3 separate regions of the Mus musculus genome follow, and all the other regions are linked to region 3. Evidence: chromatin contacts called from ENCODE POLR2A ChIA-PET data. All regions are on one chromosome and are shown on one strand. Each heading gives the region's core, a stretch centred on a gene start or an enhancer-like site at or near the end of the contact. The rest is flanking DNA. Distances are from core to core; before and after follow the strand shown. Region 1 holds the start of Sdhaf1 (succinate dehydrogenase complex assembly factor 1). Region 2 has its middle 15 kb from the start of Polr2i. Region 3 holds the start of Wdr62 (WD repeat domain 62).

What was found. ChIA-PET counts read pairs that join two places held with the same protein, here RNA polymerase II (POLR2A).
Region 1: POLR2A ChIA-PET joins it to region 3 with 37 read pairs in embryonic stem cell. The contact joins the promoter of Sdhaf1 here to the promoter of Wdr62 in region 3. POLR2A ChIA-PET finds 5 or more read pairs at or near these places in 4 of 5 experiments (Patski and embryonic stem cell).
Region 2: POLR2A ChIA-PET joins it to region 3 with 15 read pairs in embryonic stem cell. The contact joins the enhancer-like site here to the promoter of Wdr62 in region 3. POLR2A ChIA-PET finds 5 or more read pairs at or near these places in 4 of 5 experiments (Patski and embryonic stem cell).

What each region holds. Positions count from the first base shown.
Region 1 is chr7:30,320,992-30,323,691 of GRCm38, forward strand. It overlaps Sdhaf1 (succinate dehydrogenase complex assembly factor 1), which reads right to left and starts at 1,384. Exons shown (of 1, transcript NM_001033140.3): 1 at 418-1,384. The coding sequence starts at 1,338. The coding sequence ends at 982.
Region 2 is chr7:30,215,483-30,218,182 of GRCm38, forward strand. No RefSeq gene overlaps it. Among named protein-coding and RNA genes, the nearest start is that of Polr2i, 15 kb to the right of the region's middle. Within about 2 kb of position 1,354, at least 1 of the 3 ENCODE cell types and tissues checked has a DNase peak (open chromatin) inside an H3K27ac peak, as active enhancers do.
Region 3 is chr7:30,279,118-30,281,817 of GRCm38, forward strand. It overlaps Wdr62 (WD repeat domain 62), which reads right to left and starts at 1,293. Exons shown (of 33, transcript NM_146186.4): 1 at 1,039-1,293. The coding sequence starts at 1,215. Thap8 (THAP domain containing 8) reads left to right here and starts at 977. Exons shown (of 3, transcript NR_144498.1): 1 at 977-1,363; 2 at 1,491-1,582.

The DNA.
Region 1 (2,700 bases), core at 134-2,633, 42 kb after region 3:
GAGTTGCAGGCCATTATCCCTTACATGACCAGTTTGAGGCCTGCCTGGGTTAAGTGAGTCCATGTCTTAAAAAGAACAAAAACTAAAGCAACCAGGATCACCTTGCTAAATAAAACTGAAGCTGAGAGATGAGCAGAGAGCTAGCCTCCTGTGATGGGGTTACGCAAGTGAGGTCAAAGTCTTATGTAAAAAGTGTCACAGAATCTTTTTCTGTCACACACCAAGCCTTAGCTGGGTCCCCTTTGCTCCCACCTGCCTCTTCAACCTTGGCATGGCCGTACATGCCTATAATCTCAGAGTTTAGAAGGCTGAGTCTGAAGGAGGTGAATGCTGAGACCAGCCTAGGCTATATTATATAACAAGACTCTGTCTCAAAAGAAAAAGCAAAGACCCCTAATAAAAGAATCAACAAGATTGTTAAGACAACAAGGAAGTGAGCACACCTCACTTTTATTTCCTTTATGCAAGAATCCTGAGGACTAACAGGAGTAGGGACTAGGGATTCTCCAAGAGTCTCAGGCTCATCAGCTGAGATGAGCTAGTGTAATCTCCCTCATGAACCCGGTTCTTCACAACGAGTCAGACTGCCAAGTTTCTCACGGTTCATCAGGGTATTCTATTAAACGAGCGCGGCAAAAAGTCTGTCTTCTCCACGTTAAAAACAGCAAGGGGCGGGGAGTGAGGAGGTGGGTGTGTTCTTAAGAAGTCAAGAGAGCTGTCTGTCAAGAGGTGCCACGGCCCCGATGGGAGGAGAAAGTGCGCCTGTGCTCTCTCTTTGACTTTGGGTTGGTGTATCACAGCATGTCTTATGCAGTCCGCCAGTGCCACAGAATGCCCGGAACCTCCTTGGTGAGGGAGTGTCTGATCTCTCACTATGCATCGGGAAAATTCGGTTATCTCTCAAGACATCTCAGCTTCCATTTAGATGAGTTCACGATCCTCCCCAAACTGTCAGAAGGAACCTTCCTCTAGGTCTGTCTGTCACCGTCCATCGGATCGCGTCTCCCGCGCCCCTGTATCTTCACAAGAATTCTTTGGGGCACCACCATCATCCAGCCTGGTCCCCGGGGCTGTCGCGTCGCCGGGCTCTTCAGCCGGACCCCGCGGGCGCACGAAGGTACCCATGGCCGTGGCGTGGCCCGAACGCAGCAGCTGTAGCTGGCGCCGACCCCGGCGATACAGATACTCGATACGCAGCACGTCGGTTCGCGGAAGGCTGGCGTGCTGCCGGAACTCGGCCCGCACCCGCGCCTCGGCGCCCGGCGTCCCGCGCCCGGCGCGCAGCAGCTCGCGGTACAGGCTCAGAACTTGCCTCTGCAACCGGCTGGGCCGGCTCATGACCGCGGCGTCGCGGTGAGGCCCCACACTGGCCGGAAGGACCGCCCCGACACACAGTGCTGAGAAGCTAACGGGCAGGGCTACTGGCACGTCTGCCAGAAGTCCCGCCTCCTGCTCACCGGCGCTGCCGCATCTGATTGGCCAGTACTGCAGTACATCTTGGCTGGCTCTGGAAGTGGGCGGAGTCTCTGGTGCTCCGGGCCACTCTAAAGAGTAGTTTTTGAGTGCCTTACAGTCCTGGATATTTCTGAACTTGAGTGGAAGCATGGGGAAGGGCCTAAGCGGTTAGACTCTGGAAAGAGTGTAGGAGGAGATAGTTCTGAGCCCTCGGAAGATTGAGAGCGAAGGGATCGAACCCGGGGCTCACCAGAAGGCAGAGGGATATTGGGAAGGGATGAGCAGTTTTTAAAAAGATCTTTACTATTTTGGGGGCTGGAACGTGCATAAACTGACGACATGACCGCTCCGTGGTACGGCCAAGCGAAAACTTTTTGTTTGTTTGTAGATATGAGAGAGAGGACAGCCAGAGGCATCTAGAAGAGTCCAAAATAGAGAGGAAGTAGACTGCATAGCCAGGGCTGTCTGCGAGAGGGGAGAGAATATTGTTGAAGTTAAGGATTAGCCACACAAACCACTGGGAGACACCAATGTCAGTAGGGTATCGGAACGGTTTACTGAACACACATATCAACACTGATTAATCAGGGATGCACACCCTAGCCAGTTTTCAGGGCCAGTTTTTATATGGGAAAACCCACGAACAGGTGCATTTGGCTATCTAGACAAAGCCGTACTGTATGACCTTTAAGCTGATTGGCTGGGTCTAGAGGCAGGAAGTCTAGGGAATTTCCATAGGTCTCGAGGCTCCATACAGCAACATGATGTTATAGTCAAAGAACATTAGGTCAGACTAAGGTCATGAGCTACAAAATGAAGGTTGAGGCAGTATAGCAGAACTATTGTCAGGTTTAAAACGTAATAGCAGGAGATAGTGAACAGAGAAAACAGAAGGAGGAGAGAGTGTAGAGAGAACAGTGTGAATATCAGGATAGTGGGAATGAGTAAGTATCTGGGGGAGGGAAGCTAGTGAGCTGGAGGGAATTTAGGGGATTGGAGTTTTAGTCAATGTTCAGTAAACAACTTAAATGAATCTGTCTCATCTTTCTTATCTATGTCTTAATAATAATCTGTTTTACCTGGTGGTGCAGACATTTAATCCCAACACCTGGGAGGCAGAGGCAGACATCTCTGAGTTCAAGGCTAGCCTGGTCTACAGAGTGAGTTCAAGGACAGCCAGGAAAACCCTGTCTTGAAACACAAAACAAAACAACCCCTCCCCCAAACTCCCAAACCCCGTCTTAT
Region 2 (2,700 bases), core at 104-2,603, 64 kb before region 3:
TTGATTCTGTAAGAATTCAACACTACGGGCTGGTGAGATGGCTCAGTGGGTAAGAGCACTCGACTGCTCTTCCGAAGGTCTGGAGTTCAAATCCCAGCAACCACATGGTGGCTCACAACCATCCGTAACGAGATCTGGCGCCCTCTTCTGGAGCGTCTGAAGACAGCTACAGTGTACTTACATATAATAAATAAATAAATCTTTAAAAAAAAAAAAAGAATTCAACACTACAGGCCAGGCAGTGGTGGCGCACGCCTTTAATCCCAGCACTTGGGAGGCAGAGGCCGGCAGATTTCTGAGTTTGAGGCCAGCCTGGTCTACAGAGTGAGTTCCAGGACAGCCAGGGCTACACAGAGGAACCCTGTCTTTAAAAAAAAAAAAAAAAAGAATTCAATACTACTCATAAAATAGTACTTACTCCAAAATACCATTATTCACACCCCCCCAATTGAATACTGCTACAGCCTTTCAATCTATCTATTTACATAAGATTAATTGGAAATTGAAGGACATCTCAGGGCTGGTGTGATGGCTCAGTGGCAAGGTCACTTACTGCCAACTTGACCACGTGAGCTCATTATAATTCCTGGCACTCAGAGTGGAAGGAGAGAACTGACTCCTGCCAGTTGTCCTTCGATCCTTTGACCTCTATAGACTCACTCAGGAGCACACACAAAAGAAATGAATAAGAAAGAAACGTTTTTAAAAAGAACATATTGAAAGGCATCAAGAGATACAACTGGCTAAGTAAGACTGTGGGAAATCTCAGAATGTGCCAGGAAGCAGACTATTGCAGAATACTTGAAAGCTATCTGGATGGAGAGAGGGGCCTTAGATTTTGATTTGTATAAATCAACGGATACTGACCGAATACTAAATAATACTTTAAAATTATGCAACTTCTTGAAAGATTTAATAGAAACCCCTCTCTTTTAAAGAACCACACCAAAACATTTCTGGATGAGAAGTTAACCCTGCCCAAGAGAGGCAGGCGTGGTTTCGCATGCCTGTAATCCCAGTTTTTGGGAGGCTGAAGTTGGATCAGCACTGGCTGTATAGTTAGTGGCAGGTCAGACACAGACAGCTACATAGCAAGACCCTGTCTCCAAAAAAACCAAGTAAACGACTTCATTAACCAAGACAACAGGAGATGTGTAATAAACGAAGCAAGACGCTCATATGATGACAATTAATGAAACCGAATCAGGCATGGCTTGATGGTACAGGCCTATAGTCACAATATTCCACACTGGTTAACCTGGGATACACAGTGGCAGGATTTTTGCCCAGAACTACCATCCTCCCAGTGGCCTGACAAAATATCCCTCTGCACAATTCCCGGTATGGAAGGAGTAGGGGGTGGGAAGGACCTGGGATGACGACTACCTCCACTTGGGGGGACAGATAAGAAGGAAGAAGCTGAGATGTCGCGATGCTTTCTGGGAAATGAAGTCCTTTTAATTTGCCGGCAGCGTTGTACTGCGAGGGAGGGGGGGGGGGCGTGGGCTCAACGGCTGAACGACACGCTGCTGCCCCCTGGTGGACGCTGTGCGGTTACGGTCCAGGCGAGGGTCATTGAGATGAGGGAAAAGGGAGGACAGCCAGGTGGTGACCTGGAGAGCTGTGGGAATCTTTTCTGGAAAGAGTAGACAAACCTATGAGAGCGTTAGGGAATGAAAGAGTGATGGGAGAAAAGAAGGCGCCGCTCTGAGGGTTGCATGAAACAGAGTGGTCTATTCTATACCCCCAGATCCCAAAAAAGCTGGAATCAGTAACATAGGTCAGTATTTGCAAAGCTTGGTCAGAGGGTAAGGCAAGAAAATTAGGAGTTTAAGATCTGCCTTGGCATTCTTAAAATAATAAGCTAATTCATATAGAACTCATAGAATAATAAAAAGTAGGAGTAGAGCCAGACGGTAGTGGCACATACACAAAGGAGGCAGAGACAGGTGGAGCTCAGAGTGTGAGGCCAGCCTGGCCCACAGAGTGAGTTCCAGGACAGCCTGGACTACATGGAGTAACCCTGTCTTAAAAACAACAACAACGAAAAAACCAAACAAACAAAAGTAGGAGCTGGAGAGATGTCTCAGCAGCCAAGAGCACTGATGGGTTTGGTTGCCAGTGTGCACAATGGGCAGCTAACCACTGCCTATAGCCTAGGGACAGGGGATTGGATATTTGTAGCCTTCAAGAGGGCCTGCACTCATGTGCATACACTTGCATACAGAAACACACACAAACACACCAATAAAAATAATGAAAACACTTTTTAAAATTTTCAACAAAAAACCCAAGAAGGTCTAAAGTTTTGTCTCAGTGGTAGGATGTTTGCCTTGAATGCTCAAGGTCCTGGGTTCAATACTCAGCGTTGTCAAAACAAACAACAAACAAATAAAGCTAAGTAAACACATAAATAAGAGGATCGCCAGTCTGATGCTGGGAGTGTGGCGCTGTGGTGACTGCATGACCAGAATCCATCATGAGAGGATAGGGCGGTGGCTCAGTGGGTGACGGTGAGCTTCATGTACGTGAGGGCCTGCATTGCACCCCCAGCAGTGCCGTTCTCACGCACGAAGTATCTTTTCCATTGTCAGTTTACCACTTGATAACTGGGAGCCTTTGTTTATTTTTATTCATCTTTAGATTTTTTTCTTTTTTTTTGAGATTAATGTATGTTAATAGTTTTGCTTCATTTATGTC
Region 3 (2,700 bases), core at 43-2,542:
GACTCTGGGAGAATGAACTCTCAAAAGTTGACCTCAGCCAGTCTGGTCTACACAGCCAGTTCCAGGTCAGCCAAGGCTACACGGAGAAACCCTGACCAAAAAAAAAAAAAAAAAAAGTTTTACTAATAGCATTCCTTCTACCCAAAGTCATTTCTTTCTGTGACTCAAATTTTGTGGAACTGTTTTGTACACCCTGCTCCCCAGGCAGCAGTGCTAAGATTTTTACATTCTCCATAATTTTAAGCCGTAAGTAGATAAAAATCAGTTCTAGTGAAGGAACAGGAAAGAAATCAGGAACAGAAAAAGGAAGGAAGACCAAGAAATGTTACGCAAATAAGCCAGGCAAGTACTCCGGAGGCAGAAAGGTAGATCTCAGAGCTCACAGCCAGCCTGCTGGTCTACAGAATGAATTCAGTCACAAAGAAATCCTGTCTCAAAAGGAAAAAACAAACAACAAAAACAAAAAACAAAAAAACCACAACAATATAACAACAACAACAAAACCCACAACAATATAACAACAACAAAACCAGGGGAATGTTAACCAAATAGGGGCCTGGAAGAGCACACCTTACCCCGAGGCGCTACAGAGGAGGCGTGGCAAGAGCCAACAGGCCAGCCTCTCGCTCAGACTCCGATACAGCACACTGGTGGCTGCAGTGGTCCCCAGCCCTATTCCAATAAAATCAAAGACACACTGGAATGAAAGGGATAAGTGTCTTAGGTCACTCACTGAACAGTAAAGTGATATTAGAGATGATTTGTAAATGCAAAACCATTTCCCGGGAGTTAGAACTAAAATAAAGCAATGTGCCAACTCTAAGTGGAGCCAGAAAGATGGGCAGCACCAAACCCTGAAGCCAGCAGGAACGCAGGGGGAAAGCCTCTGCCAAGGGGGCGGGGCTTCCGGACCAGGCGGGCCTGGGAAGCCGCCTGAGGGAGCAAATAAAGAAGCGATGGGAGGGACCGAGGCCCCGAGGCGGGACCAAGGTGGCAGAGAAGCCCGGAGTTGGGTAAACAGGACGACCAGCCTCTCACCCGGTTCTGCACAGTGTCCTCGGGAGCCGCCGCGAGTCGCGTCCGCCGCCGGAGGCAGAGCGGTGGGGCAGGAGGCGGGGAGGACTGGTTTCTCCGCGCCGGAACTCCCGCCATGACAGAGGACAGCTTTTCTATCGTGTCACTCCGCGTATAACCTCCGGCCGCTAAGGCAGCCATCATGCTGTCGGAGACCAGTGTCCGTTACGCTTCTTAACAGCCGCCTGTAGCCAGCACCCACTCGAATAGCGAATGGCCGCGGGAAAGCCGGCGCCACCGCCCATTGGACGCAGCCGGCACCCCGGCTGGCCAATCACAAAGCTTCCGGGTAGGCTCATTGCCCAATGGGAGATAAGAGGCGGAGCTAAAGGAAGGTGGGGCCAGGGCCTGTCTATTTCACTGCTTACTGAGTCTGGCTGGGTTTCTCTACTAACCTGTGCTTTCTCTGTTCATAGACACACAGCTTTTAACTTTGATGGAGCTCATCCTGTCTTTTGCAACAGTCCCGGGAAGTTATTCAAGCTGTACCAGTCTCATGGATATAGGGGTAGGGTGAAGCCAAAGAGCCGTGGGCTTGGGGTCGGGAACAACACCGCCCTACTCTTGCCTATACAAATAGTGAGGTTTAGGATTGCGAAGATTGTAGCCAGCTGCTCTCCATCCCGTGATTGGGGCGTAGCCGCGGTAGCACGAGGAACATTTTGTACGCATGCGCCCTCAGTTTCCCCTGTCACGTGTTGCAGTGTTGCTCTTCCCTGGGATGACGTGAGGCGGATGGATTGCTCGGGGACCCGGACAGGGTTTGGCCCAGACTCAAGTGTTATTGCTGACTGGGCAGGACTGGCCAGGGTAGGACAGCTACACATAAGTACATTAGGGCTCCAACACTTTGGGGCGCCTGGGCAGGGACAATTGGCCTGGGAGATTCGAACATGGGGCGTGGCCCTGGGAGGGGCGGGGTTGGTCCAGCTTTGAGTCTTGGGAGCTACTGCTATGAAGCTGTAGATAGTTCATTGCTACCTTGGGAGCGGAAGGGGTGAGAGGGATGTGCACACACATCATTCTCCCTGTTCATTTTTTGGCTTATTTTTCTCTTTAAACGGTTTTCTGGGGCATCACAGGTTGAGGTATGCAACGGTGTCCCCACCACTAGAATGTCAGCCCCTCCCTGAAGCCAACAAATTTTATCCCATTTCCTGTTATTCCTAGGTTGCTAGACTAATGCCTAACACATACTATTGTCCATCAAATGTTTGTTGGAAGGGTTTGATTTTTAGCCCAGAAGTCTGTTGGGGTTTGGGAAGCGTCGCACAAACCGCTTAAAAACCGATCTCAGTTAAACAGGACTGGTTTATTGAAACTCCCCCCACCCAAAAAAAACCCCCAAAAAACAAAAACCAGCAACAACAAAAAAACCCAACTGATTGATCACCCAGACTCGGAACTGTAAGCTACAACCCTAAACATTTCCGGGGCCAGTTTATATAGGGGGAAAAGGCATAATGATCTGATAAGTAGGTGCAGGGAGAGCTGCAGCGTGGTTGGCCTTCTCCTAAGTTTTTAGTAGTTAAGACATAACAGTTCAAGGTTGGAGAGATGGCTTAATGGTTAAGAGCACTGACTGCTTTTCCAGAGGTCCTGAGTTTGATTCCCAGCAACCACGTG